Regions from separate parts of the Homo sapiens genome. Here region 2 is linked to region 1. Evidence: chromatin loops called from intact Hi-C (ENCODE). Cell type or tissue: gastrocnemius medialis. All regions are shown on one strand. Links, peaks and the distances in the headings refer to the core of each region. The heading gives the core; the rest is flanking DNA.

Evidence for each region. Peaks named below come from ENCODE experiments on the same cell type or tissue, not always from the same donor. Only the 100,000 strongest peaks of a DNase experiment are listed, where the experiment ranks them.
Region 2: it touches region 1 in a loop (17-fold over the local background); 77 of 110 quality-filtered maps call a loop at or near these places.

Annotation. Positions count from the first base shown.
Region 1 is chr5:139,258,702-139,266,549 of GRCh38, reverse strand. No RefSeq gene overlaps it. Among named protein-coding and RNA genes, the nearest start is that of SNHG4, 11 kb to the left of the region's middle. RefSeq lists an enhancer at 3,826-3,895. In gastrocnemius medialis, for the core only: a CTCF peak has its summit at 3,721 (motif pointing right); a DNase peak (open chromatin) is centred at 3,739; H3K27ac peaks cover 1,274 bases.
Region 2 is chr5:138,575,607-138,583,454 of GRCh38, reverse strand. All of the region lies in intron 1 of LOC105379193 (a long non-coding RNA gene), which reads right to left. Among named protein-coding and RNA genes, the nearest start is that of HSPA9, 4.1 kb to the right of the region's middle. RefSeq lists enhancers at 3,912-3,961, 7,460-7,599, 7,177-7,825, 7,740-7,848, 7,826-7,848. In gastrocnemius medialis, for the core only: a CTCF peak has its summit at 4,005 (motif pointing left); DNase peaks (open chromatin) are centred at 4,014 and 4,448.

The DNA of each region.
Region 1 (7,848 bases), core at 900-5,899:
TAATTTTTTTTTGAGGAAATAAAACAACCAAGTGCAAAAAAAAAAAAAAAAAAAAAAGGAAGAAATATCTTCAATCAGAGATTCCTCGAAGTTGAAAAGGAAGCCTGAGCTCCAACTGCGGAAATTGGCAGAGGTCACACTTAAAGGAACAAGCAGGGCTCGGCAGGCAGCGCTAGGATTCTAGGATTCTCTCTCCCACCCCATCCGTAGGAGATCTCAGGCTGCCTTTATTTATTTATTTATTTATTTATTTTTGAGATGGAGTTTCGCTTTCGTTGCCCAGGCTGGAGTACAATGGTGTGATCTCGGCTCATGGCAACCTCTGCCTCCCAGGTTTAAGCAATTCTCCTGCCTCAGCCTCCCAAGTAGCTGGGATTACAGGCATGCGCTACCACACCTGGCTAATTTTGTATTTTTAGTAGAGATGGGGTTTCTCCGTGATGGTCAGGCTGGTCTCGAGCTCCCAACCTCAGGTGATCTGCCCACCTTGGCCTCCCAAAGTGCTGGGATTACAGGCGTGAGCCACCGTGCCAGACCTGCCTTTTTTCTACAGTTATTTGCAAAGGGGATTAGTTTAGTTGTCCTTTTCTCCCTTCACCACCATTTTTGTTTCTTCTTCTTATTTTCCTTGCTCTTCTTTTCCTTTCTTCCTCTCTTGTGCCACCTCCTTTTCTATTTTCTCCTCCTCCTTCTTCCCTCCTCCAATCTCCATTTCAGCTGCTGGATCTCATTGCCCAACCCACTGGAATTTCTGTTCCAAGAACGTTAGCACTCCTTCTTGATCTAAAGTAACAATAGGCCGAGCGTGATGGTTCATGCCTGTAATCCCAGCACTCTGGGAGACTGAGGTGGGCAGATCACCTGAGGTCAGGAGTTTGAGACCAGCCTGGCCAACGTGGTGAAAACATGTCTCTGTCTCTACTAAAAATACAAAAATTAGCTGGGCGTGGTCGCAGGCTCCTGTAATCCCAGCTAATCGGGAGGCTGAGGCATGAGAATCTCTTGAACTTGGGAGGCGGAGGTTGCAGTGAGCCAAGATTGTGCCACTGCACTCCAGCCTGGGTGACAGCAAAAGACTTTGTCTCAAAAAAAAATAATAAATTATAAACTAACAGTACTATTCTGATAATAAAGATAATGCTCTGTATTTGTATAGAGCAAGTTTTCCCAATGTATAGTTAGGTGCACTGGGAGTAGATATTTATGTGCAGGATTTTCAGAGCCTGTCATGTGCTAATGTGAGTTGCGAATGTCCAGCAGGAGTTAGAATATGGGAACTCACATTTTGCAAACCTCTTTGACCTTTCTTTTTCTTCATACCCTGGGATAACTGGTCTTTGGAACACATTTCAGAAACACTTACATCATGTGTTAGACTCTTTAAAAATGCTGTAACATTTGTCATCTTATTTGATCCCTACAACTACTCTATGATAAGACAAGGAAGTTATATTAGTCTTGCTTTACAGACGAGTAAAACAGACCCAGAGAGGTTACATGCCTGGCTCATGGTCACATAGCTGGCCAACAAGCAACAAGTCTGGGTCTCCTTTTTTTTTTTTTTTTGGAGACATAGGCTGGCTCTGTCCCCCAAGCTGGCGTGCAGTGGTGTGATCTTAGCTCACTGCAACCTCCACCTCCTGGGTTCAAGCTATTCTCCTGCCTCAGCCTCCCTAGTAGCTGGTATTTAGGCACCCACCACCATGCCCAGGTAATTTTTGTATTTTTAGTAGAGACGGGGTTTCACCATGTTGACCAGGCTGGTCTCGAACTCCTGACCTCAAGTGATCTGCCTGCCTCGGCCTCCCAAAGTGCCGGGATTACAGGCGTGAGCCACCATGCCTGGCTGGATCTTCTTATTTATGGCCCTTGTATCTGCACTGCCTTGTACTGCATTTAAATACAACATATATGTCAACTATCATACTATGGCATATGATATATAACATGGAATCTAGAAGATATAAATGGCAAATTATGACATTCATTTTTTTCCCATTCAACTAAATATATTGCATATCTCCCATATGCTTGTCACCATTCCAGATGCTAAGAATAGAACATTAACTAAAATAGACAAAAACACAAATTCTTGCCTTCATGGAGCTTACATTCTAGTGGAGGAAGACAGAAATTACAAGATAAATATGTAAAAGATATTTTATTACATGTTATATAACTATAAGGGCTAAGAATACAGTAGCGAAAAAAAAGGAAGATGTAGGAGTTACTATACAAGGAGTGAAGAGTGTCAAGACAGGCTATACTGAGGAGGTGACATTTGAATGAAGACTTGAAGGAGATAAAGAAGTTACCATGCAGAGATTTTGGGGTTGGTTGAGTGGGAGGGAGTTCCATCAGAGAGAAAAGCAAATTCAACGGGTCTGTGGCAGACTGAGCCAAGGGTGAGACTAAGCCGGCGGGGAGGCAGGGTGGTAAGAGATGAGGTTAGAGAGATTAAGGGGGTGGAGTCCAGACACCAGACTTTATAAGGAAAAGAAGTGATATAATGCAGATGATATACCATGATATAATAATAATACCATACAACAAATTTATTATGTTGCTGCAAAACAAATTATCCCAAAACTTCAAGAACTTAAAGTAACAAATGTTTATTTCATACAGTTTCTGGGGGTCAGGATTGGGGAGCAGCTCAGCTAAGCTGGCTCAGGGTCACTCATGAGGTTGTAGTCAAGCCGTCCACTAGGGCTGCAGTCATCTGAGGCCCTGATGAGGGCCAGAGGATCTGCTACCAAGATGGCTCACTTGGCTGTTGATAGAAGGCCTAGTTCCTTATCACATGACCTTCCACAGCACTGTTCACTACATGGCAACTGGCTTGCCCCAGAGTGAGTGATCAGATGACAGAGTGACCAAGAAAGAAGCCACAGTGTCTTTTATAACCTAATCTTGTATGTTACATATGATTACTTCTGTCATATTCTATTGGTCACACAGACAAACCCTGGTACCATATGGGAGAGGGGATTTACAAGTGCATGAATATCAGTACATGGACAGCATTGGGGATGGATCATCCTGGAGGCTGGTTACCACACTGGCTTGTAGAAAATTTCCTCAGAATAACCATTTCTTCAAGAAATACCAACAAATATGTGGCCCCTAAAATACTAGAGTTCCCAACCCTATCTGGGTTGGAGCCTGAACGAGGACAGTCCAAAGAGCAGGGGCTTCAAAAACTGCTGAGAGTCTGAAGATTTTATTTCAATTCTGCATGAGCATGCTTTTTTCTTCAAAGCCCCACTTCCTCTAGGCCTGGCCTCATTATTTCATTCAGCCAATTAACTCAACTTGTAATAATCTTAGTTAAACCTGCAAATTAAAAAAAAAAAAAAGCAAAAGAAAAGAAAAGACAAAAATAAACCCTTTGAGGAAATCTATAGAACTTCAGAGGCAGCCTGGACCTCTCTCGGTAATTTAACCTTGAGATGACACTGAACTTTGCGAAGGGCAGAGCAGACCCACCCATCCCCCTAAAATCCCTAGGTCTCTTCTTGTCGAAGAGAGGCATCTTGTCTAGTCTAAGAAGAATGACTGAGGACAGACTATTTGCTCTGTCCCGGAAGGCCAGTACTGGATTTATCCAGAAACAAAAAACATGGCTCTCCTGAGACCCAGGGCGGGCCTCTTGCCCAGCCCCCACCAGACTCAGCCTTGGCTGTGCAGCCCATCAGCCAGTTTCCTAAGCTGAGCAGCAGATGGCATCCCAGCCTCAGGAGCGAGCAGCTGAGGTTTCTAGAAAGAGCAGCATCACTGTAAGGAACTCAGACTGCGGCTTGGCATCTGGGAGCCCTGCCTCCCCAGCTCCCAGCTCAGGGAAGTTTCTGCTCTGTGCCTACAGATTAGGATACTGTTAGGCCAGTGTCTCAGAGAGTAGGGCCTGAAGCCCCTAGTCAGGAAACAGATGGTGAACACAGGGTCTTTTCTGAGAAAGATAAAAATCAGTGGTTTCTGCAATTATATAAGCACTAAAAAAAATTTTTTTAAACGAAGAAAACCAGTGGCTGCTGTTCTCAGACAGGCTGTTTTTCCTTCACTTGCCCTTTGCTTGAGAGGGTCCACAATGACTATATCTTGGTCTGGGGGCTGGCAGGTCCCTGGCGGGAGCCTCCTGGGATGGCCAGATGGAGCCAAAGACAACTTGAGGGATCAGTGGGCTACTGAAAGCATCTAGGGAATTCCAAGGGTTCAAAATTGAATATTTTTTTTCCCCTGATGACCCAAATGAAGAGCTATACCCCAGAGCTGACCGCCAATGACGCAGGCAGGGCTCAGTCCTGCAGGCCTTGTTTCTGTGCCTCAATCTTACTCCCTCTCCTTATGCTCCTCCTCCTCTCTGTTCCATTTTTTCTCTCCTTCCTTTTTCCTCTATCATTTCTATCCTTTTACGTCTTTCACTGTGTGGCTCTATTTCTTTCTTCTGCTCCAGTGTAGGAAAGAAAGCTGATTACCAAACTGCCTCGGCAAAGTGGCCATGGGCATTGAGCCACACACAATTCCCTGTCTTTAGGGACTCAGACCTTGTCTATACTTGCCTCTCTCTCCCTTCCTCATTTCTTCCCTCCCTGCTGCTGATACCTGATGGCCAGTCCCAAGGAGACCTGGACAAAGAGAGGTCCAGAGGTCACCAAGAAAATCTACTCTCCCCCCACAGAACCTGTACTCCCTGCTTTGTAGCTCCTGACAGGAAATACTCCAGAGGCTTCCCAGTAGGGCTGAGGTCCACTGAGCCTCCTGTTCACTGAGCACTCACTGTTTGCCACTAAAATGTGAGCTTGAGGGCAGGGCCCTGTCTACCTTGTTCACTGCTATACCCACCATATCTAGCACACAGTAGATACTCAAGAAATAATTGTTAAAAAATAATGAGTGGGGGATGGAAAGATGAATGTTGAGCACTGTATTAAGTATTAGGGGCACAGGGCTGGGCGTGGTGGCTCACGCCTGTAATCCCAGCACTTTGGGAGGCCGAGGTGGGCAGATCACAAGGTCAGGAGATCGAGACCATCCTGGCTAACATGGTGAAACCCCGTCTCTACTAAAAATACAAAAAATTAGCCAGGTGTGGTGGCATGCACCTGTGGTCTCAGCTACTTGGGAGGCTGAGGCAGGAGAATCGCTTGAACCTGGGAGGCTGAGGTTGCAGTGAGCCGAGCCAAGATTGTGCCACTGCACTCCAGCCTAGGCAACAGAGCGAGACTCTGTCTAAAAAAAAAAAGTATTAGGGGTACAAACATTAAAGGTGCAATCCCAGTCCATAAAGAGAAGAACACCCAGACAATCAGTCACCTATGATCTGGAACAGTAACTATGAGAATGATGGTGGTAGAAGCTGCAGCAGTGCCTGAGTATGTGCTGTGAAGACAGGGAATGCTTGGTTCACTCACTAATTCAACAATTATTCATAAAGAGCCTACTAGACTCTGGGCTAAGCAAGGAATAAGGTAGGTCCTTGTCCTCAAGGAGCTCCCAGTTGGATGTGGGAGACATATGAGTAAATAAATAAGCAGTTAACAGGATCACTGCTGTATTGGGAAAAATACTGGGCAGTAAGAGCAGGAAGCAGAGGCAGCTCACTGAGTCTGGGGAAGGGCTTATAGTGAAGTGAGTTCAGGCTAAGACCTACCTGAAGGGTCAGTAGAAGTTAGCTAGGAGAAGAAGAGAGAGAGTTCCAAGCCAAGGGAACATCACGTAGGGTCAAGACAGGCAAGTTTCAGGCCGGGTGCGGTAGCTCACGCCTGTAATCCCAGCACTTCGGGAGGCTGAGGCGGGTGGATCATCTGAGGTCTGGAGTTCAAGACCAGCCTGGCCAACATGGTGAAACCCCGTCTCTACTAAAAATACAAAACATTATCCAGGCATGGTGGCGTGCACCTGTAATCCCAGCTACTTGGGAGGCTGAGGCAGAAGAATCGTTTGAACCTAGGAGGCGGAGGTTGCAGTGAGCAGAAATTGCACCATTATACTCCAGCCTGGGGAACAAGAGCAAAACTCCGTCTCAAAAAAAAAAAAAAAGAGAGGCAAGTTTCAAGGAGCTGAGAAAATGTGTCAGGAACTCTGGCTGAGGTACCAGTAGGGTAGTAAGTGGGGCCAGAAAACAAGAAGCAAGAGAAGTGGGTGGGAGTGAGGTAGAAGAGCCCAAACTGGGTTAAGGGGTCATGACTTTACCTTTAGGGCAGGGGAAACCATATAAGAGTTTTAAGGAGAGTGATACAATCAAGTTTGCATTTTAGAAAGTAGACCAGGTGAGGTGGCTCATGCCTGCAATCCCAGCCCTTTGGAAGATTGAGGTGGGAGGATTGCTTGAGTCAAGGAGTTCAAGACCAACTTTGGCAACAGTGCAAGAGCCCATCTCTACAAAAAAATTTTTTTGAAAGAGTGAGGCATGGTGGCATGCACCTGTAGTCCTAGCTACCCTGGAGGCTGAGGCAGGAGGATCGTTTAATCCCAGGAGTTCAAGGTTTCAGTGAGCTATAATCATGCCACTTCATTCCAGCCTGGGTGACAAAGCCAGACCCTGTCTCTAAAAGAATTACTCTGGGTGCAGTATGAAAAATGGATGGGGTAGGGCCAGAGTGGCAGTCCTAGAGATGAGTTAGGGAGTAGTCCAGGCAAGAAATGATGATCTGAGTGATGATGATATTGGTGGGGAGAGAGGTCATATTTGAGTTGAGATTGAGGATAGTTAGGAATTTTCCTGGTCTAAAACGTAGGGGGAATACTGGCATTCCAGAGAGAGAAAATATACATACAAAGGTTTCAAGAACTTGTCATGTTCTGGGAAGCACATGTGATTATGTATTTAGAGATGAGGTAAGAAGGAGCCAACCTTTGCTGAAGAATTTGGGAAGCCCAGGGTGAAGCCAAAGCCATTTTGTTAGAGCTGGGGAAGGAGAGAGAAGGTATGGCGATCTTCCGCAGTTACCCAAAATACCCAGAGGGGTTCCAGAGGGTCATGATCCATCCAGGCATTTTCAGAACACACATATCACCCAGGACCCAGAACACAAGAGCAAACAATGTCCAAGGAAGTAAAGTAGGGCCTGGAAACGGGAGTAAGCAAGTGAACTAAGAAAATAAGTAAGGAGAATCGGGAGAGACCATCTGCCAAGCACAAAGAGGTGGGTAAGACTGAGTGAGATGGACCCCATCAGAACCTGGAAATCCCTCCTGCAGAGCTGCCCAGCCCCAGGACTCAATCTTTACTCTTCTGCCTCCAGATCTCAAAGGTGCCTTGATAGATATCTCTAATCTGTGGCCGGGTGCAATGGCTCACGCCTGTAATCCCAGCACTTTGGGAGGCCGAGATGGGTGGATCACCTGCGGTCAGGAGTTCAAGACCAACCTGGCCAAAATGGTGAAACCCCATCTCTACTAAAAATACAAAAATTAGCCGGGCATGGTGGTGGGTGCCTGTAATCCCAGCTACTTGAGAGGCTGAGGCAGGAGTATCACTTGAACCCGGGAGGCGGAGGTTGCAGTGAGCCAAGATTGCACTGTTGCACTCCAGCCTGGGTGACAGAGTCAGACTCTGTCTCAAAAAAAAAAAAAAAAGAAGAGGAAAGAAAAATACCTAATTTGTTCTCCAAAGAAGAGAGTTAGAAATGGATAGAGAGGATAGACCAAAATTAGTATAATGGTTATAAAACTGGGCTCTGCTTCTTCCTTGATCTGTGACTTAGGGCAAATAACTTACTGAACCCGTTTCATCACCCATGGGTACTAAAAGTTTAAAATGAGGTAATGTGAACAGAAAGCTGACATAATGAAGGCTCTCAAGAAATCTTTGGTGTTACTAAGATTTTGGTATGAGCCAGATGAGAA
Region 2 (7,848 bases), core at 1,079-6,078, 680 kb after region 1:
AATTGTTTGAGCCTGGAAGGTGGAGGATGCAGTGAGTCTTGGTCGTGCCACTGTACTCCAGCCTGGGCAACAGAGCAAGACTTTGTCTCAAAAAAAAAAAAAAAAAGAAAAGAAACAGTTCATTTTTTTATGGAAGAGAGGTGTTCATGAGACCCTTATGCAAGCAGATCCCCTTTTCCCTTGAAGAACTCGTCAAAGCGATCCTTCCAGGTAAACTGGCTTGCTTCAGGTCATGGCACACACACACACAAGCCCTCTCACCCAACCCCTCAACCACTAGTTGAATAAAACAAGCAATTGGCACTTAAACTAAAGGCTGGGCCTGTAAGGTAAACCAGTGACCCATGTGACACCTTGGCACTTTTCTGGGCCTTTACTCTGCCCGACAAGGCTTTCCATATGGGATGATGTAATCAAGCCACACAGAGGAAGGCAGCAAGGGTGGTACAAGCAGCCCCAGGGATACTTTGGGGTACAGGAAAGAAGTATTTAAATCTATTTCTATTTTATCTCTTTCATTTTTGTTTTCTATTTTTATGTATTTGTAATAATAGTACTATATACACATATGTAGTTTATAAATACATGAACATACACATAATGGGAGGATGTGCGCCAATATTTTTCTAATAGGGACATGTAATGAAAAAATTTGGAGACAAGAAGACACCACAGAGTTTGGGCTATTTCTAAAAAGACGTGGTCCTTAATCTCCACCCCACCGACAGAATCCCCCTCTATTAAACATGCAGATTCCACGACCCATCTCAGACCTGAATGTCCAGAGGTGGGATACCAGTGCTCTGCATGCTTAAAGAACCACCTAGTAATTCTGACTGCTACTGAAGTTTGGGTACCATTGCAGCACAAGAATTAGAGAAGCTAACATAAAAAGGCTGAGCTAGAAAAAGGCAGAGTCAGTGCAGATGAGAACACCAGAAATCCATTTCTAAGAAGAAAACAGGTAACTGGCCGCTACAGCTCCTGATGGAGCCTGACTAAGAAGTCCCTGTTCTTCCAGCATTCTGGCTGTATGGGTATTGAGACAATGGCTTTACTTTCCCAACTAGTCTTCCATTAAACTCTCATCTCCTAAGGAAACCTGGGTATTTCCTCTCTTGACAGTTGAGGAACAGGAATGGGGAAACTGAGAAACTGTCTTGGTCAGCTCAGGCTGCTACAACAAAATATTGTAGACTGGATGGCTTAAACAATAGACAGTTCTTCCTTACACTTCCCGAGGCTGAAAGTCTGAGATGAGGGTGCCAGCATGGTGGGTTCTGGTGTGGGCTCTCTTCATGGGGAAGGGGAGATCATCTTTCCTGTTTCCTCTTGTAAAGGCACTAATTCCGGCTGGGCGCAGTGGCTCACGCCTGTAATCCCAGCACTTTGGGAGGCTGAGGCGGGTGGATCACGAGGTCAGGAGATAGAGACCATCCTGGCTAACATGGTGAAACCCCGTCTCTACTAAAAATACAAAAAATTAGCCGGGCGTGGTGGCAGGCACCTGTAGTCCCAGTTACTCGGGAGGCTGAGGCAGGAAAATGGCATGAACCCGGGAGGCGGAGCTTGCAGTGAGCTGCGATCGCCACTGCACTCCAGCCTGGGTGACAGAGTGAGACTCTGACTCAATAAATAAATAAATAAATAAATAAATAAAGGCACTAATTCCATCATGAGGGCCCATCTTCATGATTTAATCACCTCCCAAAGGCCCATTTCCAAATATAATCATATTGGGAATTAGGGATTCAACACATAAATTTTGGGGGACACACACATTCAGTCTATAGCAGAAACCAACAGCTCCTCGCATAGAGAGAGCATATAATCTAAGCGAACTGAAAAGGCAACTGACGTAATTTCACTAATCATGTGCCTGAAAGGGTGAGGACAGGATAGGAGGAAGAGGGTGATGAGCCAGAATTGTCTGTAAGCATTTGAAAAAGGTCCTGGACTGACTAAACATTTAACCTGAAGTCATGTGGGTTATTTCTAAAAAGCATAGCAAGTTAAAAAAGGAGGCTGTAGAGCAGAAGCTGGAACAGTCTGTGTGACCTTGGGCAATTCACTGATTCTCTCTGTTCTTTATCTAAGGTTCTTTCCAGGTTTCTAGAACCCAAGTTCAGGCTTAACGGCTAGTTCAGGGTTCCTTTCACACTATATCATGCTGGTCAAGAATAAATTACAAACTTGGCCCTCTAAACTAAAAAATCCAGAAAAGGCTCCTACATCTTTAAGAATTAAATATTAAATAGATCTTCATGAGGAGCAAATCTCTTGTTTTGTCAGCCCTCCCCACTCCCAGTAGGAACTTCTTGCACAAGGCCTTGGCCTATCCAATAGCCAACTATTTTCCAAACCTGATTGAAAATCCAGAGTGAGCATAACTGACTGCTTTCTACCTTGAGCAATGAGACTACATTGTCACTGGAATGTAAATGTCCTATCTAATCAAAGTGACATCTTATTTTGATTTATTGCTGCCTTACTTTTCTTTTAGGGTCATCCTGTATTTCTCTTTTCTCCTAACAGAAAGAGGGCAGGTTGGTGGGTTACTAGGCATTCACCATAGAATGAAACTTGCTAATTGTCACCACTTCTGGGGCCAGGGACATCACCTGCCATAATTCTTCCTACACTTTGCTGGGGCAAGCTCTGTTGAACCAGACTTGAGTGGAGCGACACTGTGTAATGCACTCCAATAGAGTATAGCTAATGCCAAAAGAGAAAAGTGGGAACTGTCTCCTGAAATCTGCCAAAGGTACATGAAAAATTCCAAGGAGAACAAAGGTGACAAATCCCTGCAGTATGCCACATTTTTATTTCCTGAAGATGGAAAGTGCCACAGCATGCTATTCATCTCTGGGGAAACTGAATAAAATGTCTTCTGAGTCACCAGTTTAAAGAGACTTTACTTTAAAAATATAAACTTGATCCTATGAGTTATAATACAGATTGAACTTTATAGTTGTCCTGGAACCTAAATAATTCTAAAAAAGGTTAAAGTATTTCTAACTTTTTAATTCTGCTGCCTAAAATAACTGCTATTAATAATGTATTAGGCCAGTATTATAAAACGCACCTTCTGGATATGTGAAAGTAGAGGTAAAAGATAAGACCTAGCTTGGTTATTAGACAGCAGAGCCTAGTGTTTAGTAGTGCAGGTTCTGGAGTTAAGAGAGTTTGGCTTCAAATTCTAGTTTCACCATTCAATTGCTATGTAACCACTCTAGGCCTCAGTTTCCACATCTGCAAAATGGTAATACCAATAATATTTACTTGAGACTATTGTTGTGAACATGTCAGTAAATAATGTATATAAAGCATTTGTAAGGCACTTAAAATGAACGCTCAACAACTATTGGTGATTACTATTCTAATGACAATTCCTATTAATGAATGAGTTATTTAAATACTTAAAAGTTGAAACTAGTTACCTGTCTTCAAATATGCTAAAGTAACAATCATGCCAGTTAGAATATTATTAAAAATATAGGCCAGGCATTGTAGCTCACGCCTGTAATCTCAGCACTCTGGGAGGCTGAGCCAGGAGGACTGCTTGAGGCCAGAAGTTTGAGACCAGCCTAGGCAACACAGCAAGACCCTATCTCTATAAAAGAAAAAATAATTATACATATATAATTATTTCCTGAATAATATATATGTATGGCATACACAGGTATTGGACAGCCGCCTGCTCTGTTTGGTAAACATTTATCTGCATGCAGATTATGCATTAGCTCCTTCCATTTCCCAATTTTGCACTGAGATGACAACAGAAATGAAATACAGCACTGTGCTGTAGAAGAATTATACCATTTAGCTACGGATCTGTCCATTCTTGCTCATCTGAACCTTTATGTTTTTAGATTCAGGTTCATTTCCTTGAGCCTTCAGGCTGTAGCCCATGTTAATTTGCAAAGCAGTCCAGTAGCCTGTCCTTCACGCTGAAGATATGATAAAGCTTGTGCTTTGAATATCTAGCGCTACCACATCCCCCTTGTGGTCGTGGAGAGTATTTGCAAGGCGCCTGAGAAACCACCAGAAACAGCAAACACACTGGATGTACCCATAGGATCGTAGTTTCCTACACCCTTAGATAACAACATTTGATTCCAGGATTCTTTTTTTTTTTTTTTTTTAGACGGAGTCTTGCTCTGTCGCCCAGGCTGGAGTGCAGTGGCTGGATTTCGGCTCACTGCAAGCTCCGCCTCCCGGGTTCACGCCATTCTCCTGCCTCAGCCTCCCGAGTAGCTGGGACTACATGTGCCCGCCACCGCGCAAGGCTAATTTTTTGTATTTTTAGTAGAGACGGGGTTTCACCGTGGTCTCGATCTCCTGACCTCGTGATCCACCCGCCTCGGCCTCCCAAAGTGCTGAGATTACAGGCGTAAGCCACCGCGCCCGGCCTAATTCCAGGATTCTTTTGATTAACACTTCGTGGCTTTTTAACGTATAGAGCAAGAAAAAGGAAAGCGAACTCTCGGCCGGCGCGGTGGCTCACGCCCATAATCCCAGTATTTTGGGAGGCCGAGGAAGGCGGATCTCTTGAGGTCAGGAGTTCGAGACCAGCCTGGCCAATATGGTGAAACCCCATCTGTACTAAAAATACAAAAAAAAAAAAAAAAAAAGAAGAAGAAAAGAAAAACTCTTAGGAGAACCAGTTAATACAACAGAGAAGTGAGAAGTATGCAGTTTCTCCAATTATTTCCACCTGCCCTTCTCCGCCCCGTCATGTACAACGTAAGAACATAATGTTTTTTATTGCATTTCAATGTTCAATATTATTTGTCACTCCTCTGTCTTCTTTGCATCGGTATATTGTTTTAGAATCTAAATCTCTACAAACAGGAATCATGAGCCTGTTTGGATAGCCTTTAAGAAAGCCTGCCTTCTCATTTTTCTTCCTTTCTCTCTCTTTTTTTTTTGGGGGGGGGGGGGGGCGGAGTCTGGCTCTGTCACCTGGAGTGCAGTGGTGCAATCTCCACTCACTGCAACCTCCGCCTCCTGGGTTCAGGCAATTCTCCTGCCTCAGCCTCCCGAGTAGCTGGGGTTACAGGTGCCCACTACCACGCCTGGTTAATTTTCGTATTTTTAGTAGAGACGAGGATTTCACCATGTTAGCCAGGCTGGTCTCGGACTCCTGACATCAGGTGATCCACCCGCCTCAGCATCCCAAAGTGCTGGGATTACAGGCGTGAGCCACCACGCCCGGCCGCATCTTTCTTTTCTCTCTTTCTCTTTCCTTCCTTTCCTTATTTCCTTTTCTCCTTCCTTCTTTCCCTCCTTCCCTCCCTCCTTCCTTCCTTTCTCCTTTCTTTCTGTTTTTTTGTTTTTTGTTTTTTTTAATGTCTCGCTGTGTCACCCAGACTGGAGTGAAATGGCACAATCATAATCACGACTCACTGCAGCCTCGACCTCTCTTGGCTCAGGTGATTCTTCCACCTCAGCCTCCCGAGTAGCTGGTAGCTGGGACTACAGGTGCACCACCATGCCCGGCTAATTTTTTGTAGAAATGGGGTTTTGCCATGTTGCCCAGGCTGTTCTCAAATTCCTGAACTCAAGTGATCCTCCCACTCCAGCCTCCCAAGTAGGTGGGACTACAGGTGCTTGCTACCATGCCCAGCCAATTTAAAAAAAAAAAAAAAAAAAATTGGCCGGCCGCAGTGGCTCACGCCTGTAATTCCAGCATTTGGGATGCCGAGGCGGGCGGATCCCTTGAGTTCAGGAGTTGGAGACCAGCCTGGGCAACAAGGCGAAACCCCGTCTCTACGAAAAATACAAAAATTAGCCAGGCGTAGTGCCGCATGTCTGTAATCCCAGCTACTCGGGGGAGGGGGGCGCTGAGGCGGCACTGGAATCATCTGAGCCCAGAGAGGTGGAGGCTGCAGTAAGCTGAGACTGCACCACTACACTGCAGCCTGGGCGACAGAGGCTAAAGATGGAGTCTCACTCTGTCGCTCAGGCTGATCTCGAACTCCTGGGTTCAAGTGATCCTCCCACCTCGGCCTCCCAAAGTGCTGGGATTACAGGCGTGAGCCACCGCCTGGCCACCCCTGCCTTCTGAGAGAACTAAAAACAAGAGAAATGAAGTGTTAAGTAACTAGTGAGGATAATATAGTAATAGCTGACAGTTAAGAGTGTGTGGGAGGCTTTTTAAAAACTTTTAGAATCTATATAATCTATAACCCATGTTACGTTAGACTTTTGTTTATTTTCTTACTCCCACTGCCATCCTCCTCAGAATGTAAACTCTTCAGTTAGCTTCTTTCCCTCCCCAACTTTCCCCAACATTTCCTTCACAGTTCCTCACCCAGGGGTGACTACTTAATAATACAGATCTTCCTGAAGAGATAGGGGGTCTGAAACATTTCTCTTTTTTTGAAAGCGGGCTTCCAGGACAAATTGCTTCATCTCCAAAATCAAGTTCAATCTGTCATCAGCCATTCGTTCGTGTTTTGCTTTCGCTGTATTCCTACCACCTGGGAGAGTGACTGACACACGGTAGGCATGCCAAAACATATCTGTTGAATCAATTAATTCCTCTTCTTAAAAATCTAAAACTGGGTTGGGCGCGGTGGCTCACGCCTGTAATCCCAGCACTTTGGGAGGCCGAGGCAGGCAGATCACGAGGTCAGGAGATCGAGACCATCCTGGCCAACATGGTGAAACCCGGTGTCTACCAAAAATATAAAAATTAGCTGGGCGTGGTGGCGCGCGCCTGTAATCCCATCTACTTGGGAGGCTGAGGCAGGAGAATAGCTTGAACCAGGGAGTCAGAGGTTGCAGTGAGCCGAGATGGCGCCACTGCACTCAAGCCTGGCGACAAAGACTGCCTCAAAAAAAAAAACAAAAACCTAAAAACTGGTCACAGGGTAGTGAAGTAGTTGACATCCTGCCACCAGCACAAGGTTTAAAAAGGGCCAGAGGAGTCTCAAGTCAGGCCCAGCACAGTGGGGAGAGGAAGAGCCTGAAGCTCAGCTATTTTTCTTTTTTTTCTTGAGACGGAGTCTCGCTCTGTCGCCCAGGCTGGAGTGCAGTGGCGCGATCTCGGCCCACTGCAAGCTCCGCCTCCCGGGTTCACGCCGTTCTCCTGCCTCAGCCTCCCGAGTAGCTGGGACTACAAGCGCCTGCCACCACGCCCGGCTACTTTTTCGTATTTTCAGTAGAGACGGGGTTTCACCGTGTTAGCCAGGATGGTCTCGATCTCCTAACCTCGCGATCCGCTCGCTTCGGCCTCCCAAAAGTGCTGGGATTACAGGCGTGAGCGCCCGGCCAAGCTCAGCTATTTTTTTTTCCCTTTGTGCAGGCTAATTGGCCTAATGTTCTGTGTGAATCAAACGCTTCGTAGTTGGAAACCCAAGACCCCTGTGATAAAACGCAACACGAAATTGTTTAACGTCTGTCTGCATATCCAAGTGTCTTTCAAGTTGTGAACAACGGGCGGGACCAAACAACAAAAGTACTGACGTCCTCACTTCACAAAGCCACAAGACAAGATGGCGCCGTCCTCCAGGAGCGGGAGCTGGGAACACGTCCACGCCCGGGGGGTGTGCACGCGCCCGGGCTCGCCCCAGGGAACGCTGGCGTGCACTCGGGCACCCAGTGAGCGCCGCAGTTAGTCTCCACCCATGTTTTCCGCCACTCCTTGCGCACATGCGCTCTAGGTTCTTAGCTGGATGTCTGTTGCGCCAACAGGCTCCTCCTCCCGCGCAACTGACGCAAGAAGACTGTAATCGGTTCGCAATTTATCCCGTGTGACCTTGAGTCTTTCCTGTCGCCGAGGACCGGGGCTGTCCGAGATACGGCCTTCATATCCCTCTTCCTCCCCTGGACTCTTTCTGA